2 separate regions of the Homo sapiens genome follow, and region 2 is linked to region 1. A link is an interaction called in ENCODE POLR2A ChIA-PET data of the cell type or tissue named here. Cell type or tissue: GM12878. All regions are shown on one strand. Links, peaks and the distances in the headings refer to the core of each region. The heading gives the core; the rest is flanking DNA. Region 1 overlaps LOC105375199 (a long non-coding RNA gene). Region 2 overlaps SNX10 (sorting nexin 10).

What was found. Peaks named below come from ENCODE experiments on the same cell type or tissue, not always from the same donor. Only the 100,000 strongest peaks of a DNase experiment are listed, where the experiment ranks them.
Region 2: POLR2A ChIA-PET joins it to region 1 with 5 read pairs; 2 of 35 experiments call an interaction of 5 or more read pairs at or near these places.

What each region holds. Positions count from the first base shown.
Region 1 is chr7:25,967,137-25,970,048 of GRCh38, forward strand. All of the region lies in intron 6 of LOC105375199 (a long non-coding RNA gene), which reads right to left. Among named protein-coding and RNA genes, the nearest start is that of MIR148A, 19 kb to the left of the region's middle. RefSeq lists enhancers at 912-971, 1,422-1,861. In GM12878, for the core only: a CTCF peak has its summit at 1,485; DNase peaks (open chromatin) are centred at 445, 1,195 and 1,475; H3K4me3 peaks cover 1,208 bases; H3K27ac peaks cover 2,182 bases.
Region 2 is chr7:26,347,139-26,350,050 of GRCh38, forward strand. The region is part of intron 2 of SNX10 (sorting nexin 10); the gene reads left to right. Among named protein-coding and RNA genes, the nearest start is that of LINC02981, 50 kb to the right of the region's middle. RefSeq lists an enhancer at 1,323-1,472. In GM12878, for the core only: no CTCF peak of the experiment used is centred there; a DNase peak (open chromatin) is centred at 1,267; H3K27ac peaks cover 1,223 bases.

The sequences.
Region 1 (2,912 bases), core at 164-2,663:
CCCTCACAAGTCATGCTTTCAGATAAGACCAAAACCCTTACCAACAGCTTGACTGCATGAGACAACTTGAGCCAGAGGTGCCCAGCTAGGCTGTGCCCAGATTCCTTACTTACAGGACCTGTGAGCTCTTAAATGCTTATTGCCTAGGTTTTAGAGTAATTTGTTATGCAGCAATAAATAACTAATTGGAAGGAAGGAAGGAAAAAGGGAGGGAACAAGGGAAGAAGAGAGGGAAGGAAGGGAAGAAGGCAGGAATAACCATGTCTGCCATAATCTAGCCAGGGAACAGAAACCACTCTGAGTATTTTGGTTGCTCAGGAGACAACAAAGCTGAGCAGTTACTAGGAGACGGTGACATAACCCAGAGATGAGCAGGGACAGGAAGCTATACTGCCCCTAAAGTGGAGGATCAAAGGAGGAAGCAGTGTTACCAGAAGCCAGAAGAAGCCAGGTCACCCTGCAGAAGCTGGAACCACAGGGGCCTGATTGGTAGGAGCTGGAGCTGTAGATGCCATTCAAGACAGGGAAGGGCAAGGAGAAACATTGTGGCTTCTCTCTTCTTCTCACCATGCAGTTCCCATTGGTGCCTTCCATTGGCCAAACCCAGCCAGAAAGCAGCTGACACCGGATCCTAAGAAATAGCCCACAAGGGCCAGCCTCCTGCATTACACAGCACAGCTGGGAAGGAATGGCCTCACAGGCCAGGCCTGGCACACTAGCTAACTAGCTAAAGAGAAGGGAAAATATCTATTGCCAGTCCTCAGCAGATTCAGCCAGAAGGGACTGCTTATTAGCTCTGTGAACAAGGACCATTCACAATCTGCATGAAAACTCAAATTATGAGATGACAAAAATAACTACCAATCAACAGTACCCCTTGATAAACCACAAGGTAAATCATGACACTTGCCAAATGAGTCCTCCAGAGATGGGAGGGAACACGACGGCCTGGGACTGGCTGGGTTTGGGAACTGGAGAGAAGGAAGATCAGGTTGAAGTCAGGGCTCCTGGGTCCCAAGGGAAGAGGAGGTGACAGAACCCATGTCAGAGGGAGCAGAGCAAAGGAGTGAGGCTAGCCAGCGCGGGCGCCACGTGCGGAGACACACAGGTGTTCCACTGGGTCCAACACTAGGTCTTCACAGTCAAAAGAGAACTGAAACGTGAGGGTAAAGGGAGGGTAGCCGGTATGAGTGACTGGTGATCTAGGCAGGAAGCCAGGCTGCAGGGCATTTAATGAGTGGGTGCAATCACGTGGTAGAGTTTGACAGTGAATGGAAAGACAAAAACAAGCTTGCGGCATGGCAGGTTCCCGCCAAGGATCTGGTTTGAAAACAGAGGAAGAGAAGGTAGAAACTAACACCAAAGGCTAAGAACCTGCACAGTAAATTGCCTATCAGTCTTCCTCATAGCCTGCAAGCTACTTGAGGGAGGGATTTGCAGCACATGTGTCTCACTCAGTTTTCTGAGGGCCTTGGATAGTGTCTGGCCCATAGTAGGTGCTCAATGCATGGCTGTGAGATGAATGAGTGAGCCAAAGTGAAACCACAGAACGTCATGAGGGCAGGAGAACGAGGCAGAACCCACGGAAGATGCTCTCAAGTGATGTGGCGGCGTGGTGGCCTGCTGGAAAACCCCAGCGGCGGCCAGACCCGTGTGGGCAGCTGCAGTCAGAAAATGAGATGGTTCTTTCTGAGCAAATATGCAGTTATAAATAGCACAGGCTACGCAAATCGCCACAGCTGCATGGCAAAGGACTAGAGGGTGCGCTCAGCACAGAGGACGTTCCCGGCCACCAAATTCCTTCTGAACTATCCCCGCCATCAGCAGGGGCTGCTGCCCAGAGGGGAGACCCATGCCACGAGAGAGGTCAGCATTGCCTTACGTCTTTATAAGGCTGCTCCTAAGGGACTTGCCCTGAAGAGCCTTATGCTTCAAAGCCCACTCACCTGTAAAAGTGTCCCAACCACTGAGCTGGTTCCACAAAGGCATTAAGAAATTACCACTATGGGCTGGGCACGGTGGTTCATGCCTGTAATCCCAGCACTCTGGGAAGCCAAGGCGGATGGATCACCTGAGGTCAGGAGTTTGAGACCAGCCTGGCCAATATGGTGTAACCCCGTCTCTACTAAAAATACAAAAATTAGCTGGCCGTTGTGGCGCACACCTGTAATCCCAGCTACTCGGAGGCTGAGGCAGGAGAATTGGTTGGCCCCAGGAGGCAGAGGTTGCAGTGAGCCAAGATCACACCATTGCACTCCAGCCTGGGCGACAAGAGTAAAACTCAGTCTCAAAACAAAAACAAAAACAAAAACAAAACAAAACAAAACAAAAAAATACACTATGTCAAGTTATTAGGTAACCCATAACATCCTTTGTTTTAACATAGCCTTGCCAAGGGCCGGGCACAGTGGCTCACGCCTGTAATCCTAACACTTTGGGAGGCTGAGGCGGGCAGATCACTTGAGGTCAGGAGTTCGAGACCAGTCTGGCCAATATGGTGAGACCCTGTCTCTACTAAAAATAAAAAAATTAGCCAGGCGTGGTGGTGGGTGCGTGTAGTCCCATCTACTTGGGTAGCTGAGGAACGAGAATTGCTTGAACCTGGGAGGTGGAGGTTGCAGTGAGCTGAGTGAGATCATGCCACTGCACTCCAGACTCGAGATACAGTGAGACTCTGTCTCCAAAATATATATACATGTACTTCTCTAAATTAAATATTGAAATAAATTTTAAAATGCCCGGTTCATGTAGTTATAATAATAATACTAATAACAACAACTACTGCTACTACTACTACTAACATGTGTTGAACATGAACTAAGTTCCAGAAACCATGCTAAGCTACAAAACGGTGGACACACTCCCCTTGCACACCCTGTGGTAATTCAGTCCACACTCAGAAACTGCTGTTG
Region 2 (2,912 bases), core at 257-2,756, 380 kb after region 1:
ACACGAGTCACACATTCACACAGTCACATGGTCCCAGCTCACCCTGCACAAGTGGAAAGCATGAAACCATTTATTTCAGAGAATCTTTCCAGAAAGTCCTTTGCTAGCTCTCACATCTTTAATTTCAGCCCTATCTTTGGCTTCAGGTTCTTCTCAGCAGTCCAGCCTTGCTTGCATCCCTTAACTCTAGGCTGGGCTTCCCCATTTTCAAAGGCAGTGTTTTGGTTTGTTTTTTAACTTTTAAAAATTGGGCTAGACGGGCATGGTGGCCTGTGCCTGTGGTCCTATGTACTCAGGAGGCTGAGGTGGGAGGATTGCTTGAGCCTGGGAGCCAGAGGTTGCAGTGAGCCAAGATTACGCCACCACACTTCAGCCCCGGCGACAGAGCAAGACCCTGTCTCAAACGAAAAACCAAAAACCAAAATAATTGGCTGGGCACCATGACTCATGCCTGTAATCCCAGCACTTTGGGAGACCGAGGTGGTTGGATTACTTGAGGTCAGGAGTTCGAGACCAGCCTGTCCAACATGGGGAAACCCCATCTCTACTAAAAATACCAAAATTAGCTGGGCGTAGTGGCATGCGTCTGTAGTTCCAGCTACTTGGGAGGCTGAGGCACAAGAATCTCTTGAACCTGGGAGGTGGAGGTTGCAGTGGGCTGAGATCATGCCACTGCACTCCAGCCTGGGTGACAAAGCGAGACTCTGTCTCAGAAAAAACCCACAAAAAACAAAAAAATTGGGCTATAATATGTATAGTAAAATGCATAAAGTGTTCCAATCTTATGTATGTAGCTCAATGGATTTTTGTCTTTTTGTTTTAGTAGAGACAGGGTCTCTCTTTGTTGCCTAGATTGGTCTCGAACTTCTGGCTTCAAGCAGTCCTCCTGCCTCAGCCTCCCAAAGAGCTGGGATTGCAGACATGAGCCACTGATCATGGCCTAAATGGATTTTTATATACCTGTGTAACTACCACTCAGATCAAAGTATAGATGTTTCTGGCTCCCCAGAAGGTACCGTGTGCCCTTTTCCAGTCAGTCCCCCTCACTTCCACCCCTAGAGGTGACCTTCCACAATACCTATACCAGGCATGCTTTTTTCCATCTCATTTTAAGTAATCCTGAGACCAAGCTGCTTGTTCCGGGAAATACCCGCCCATGAAGTTAATGAAACTGCAAGGTTAAGGGCATAGTTCCCACAGGACTGCCCTTGTCTTCAACACCAATTGCAAGCTTGGGGCTTTCCTGAACCACCTTCAAGTTTAATAATTCACAAGAAAAACTCACAGAACTCAGAGCTATTATCCTCACAGACGCTGCTTTTTATAGAGAAAGAACACAAACGAGAACCAGCCAAAGCAAGAGCTGGACGCATGGGCAGTCAGGTGGGGTCCAAGGACAGAGCTTCTGGTCGTCCTCCCAAAGGAGCCATGGGCGGAGTTATCCTCCCAGCACCCATGTGTGGCAGTGTGCAGAGTCACTTGGTGTAGCTGGAATGATCGCCTGGCGTCAAATCCATTGCCCTTAGAACAAAGTCAAAACACCTGCACGTGGTCTCTAGCACTCTGCAGGATCCAAACCTCCTTCTTTCTCCAGACTTCTTTCCTGTGCCCCACCTACCACTCCAGTGCACTTCTTGTTCCTTATTTCAGAGCTTATTTTAGAGCCTTGAATGCTCCATGCACTCTGACCCCCATGGACTTTTACAGATGTTTTTTTCCACTGCCTGGAATAATCTCTTCCCCTAGCCTTTGTACTGTGTTGACTGGCTAACTTCTACTTATCCTTCAGGCATTGGCTTAGAAGTCAAGAAGAAGCTTTCTAAACCTTTAACTATAAAAGATATTTTTATCTAATCAGCTCCTCAACAGCACCCTGTAGTCAATGCCAGTTAGAAATAGAGAAGGTTTAGGTCAAGCCTTTCATATCCTAGTGTCTGGTTGTTTAGTGGAAAGTAATTCAGGTTCCACCTAATCGAATATGTAAGGACCAAATGCAGTATGACTGATTGTTTTGGAATCTAGACCAAGGGTACAGTGAGTATGGAAGCACTTTTCTCTCAGTACCCACAGCAAACATTACTAATTAATCATGAGGTTGGCACGTGAATTGAGATTTATTTACCATCCTCGTAACAAGATTCATACAGCCTGGGAGTGACATCTTGGTTCTGTCTAAATGGTAGTACTGACCTTAAAATTTAGTAATTTTTTTTTTTTTTTTACATTTTGGGGGTGAGGAATCAAATGTAGTCTCTCTTGTTAAAACAGCTTTATGACTGTAATAAATCTAGAAAGAGGAGAAAAGGGAGTGAGAATCTCCCTTGTTAGTTAAGCATGTTCCATTTGCACATTGGTTTGAATTCCCAGGAGAGCAGTATCCGAGCTGATGGATCTTCTCCATAAAAAGGCCTTGGCATTGGGCCATTGTGAAATTAAAATGAATTCAGAGTCATTCATGCATGCAACTTTAATTTACAATTAAAATATTATGGTTACATATTTTAATAAGAATAATTAGATGGACCCAACTGAATCAACTCTTCTGTTTAATGAGACAGAACCCAGACTCCAAATGGAAAGGCAGGTGGCTGTGACAGGAAGCGCATTTCAGACAGTGTCTTTTGTGGAGCTAGGCATTTTTATTCTTTTTATATTCGAATGTCCAGAGTGAGCTGTTTGATTTTTCTACACTACTCAGGATGCTTGCCTCAGCCTTGCTGAACTCATCTTGTGGGGTGTATGAGTGAGCATTTGCTCCAGCTGCACACAGTCCCTTTCATGGAGTCGGACATTCTTGCCCAAGCGCCTGCTCCCTCCTCCATAAGGGCACTGGGCTCTTTCCTTGGCACAGGGCTCACTTGGTGTAACTAGACTGTTCCTCCCTGTGTGATGTGACCTGAAGTGTGGGCTGA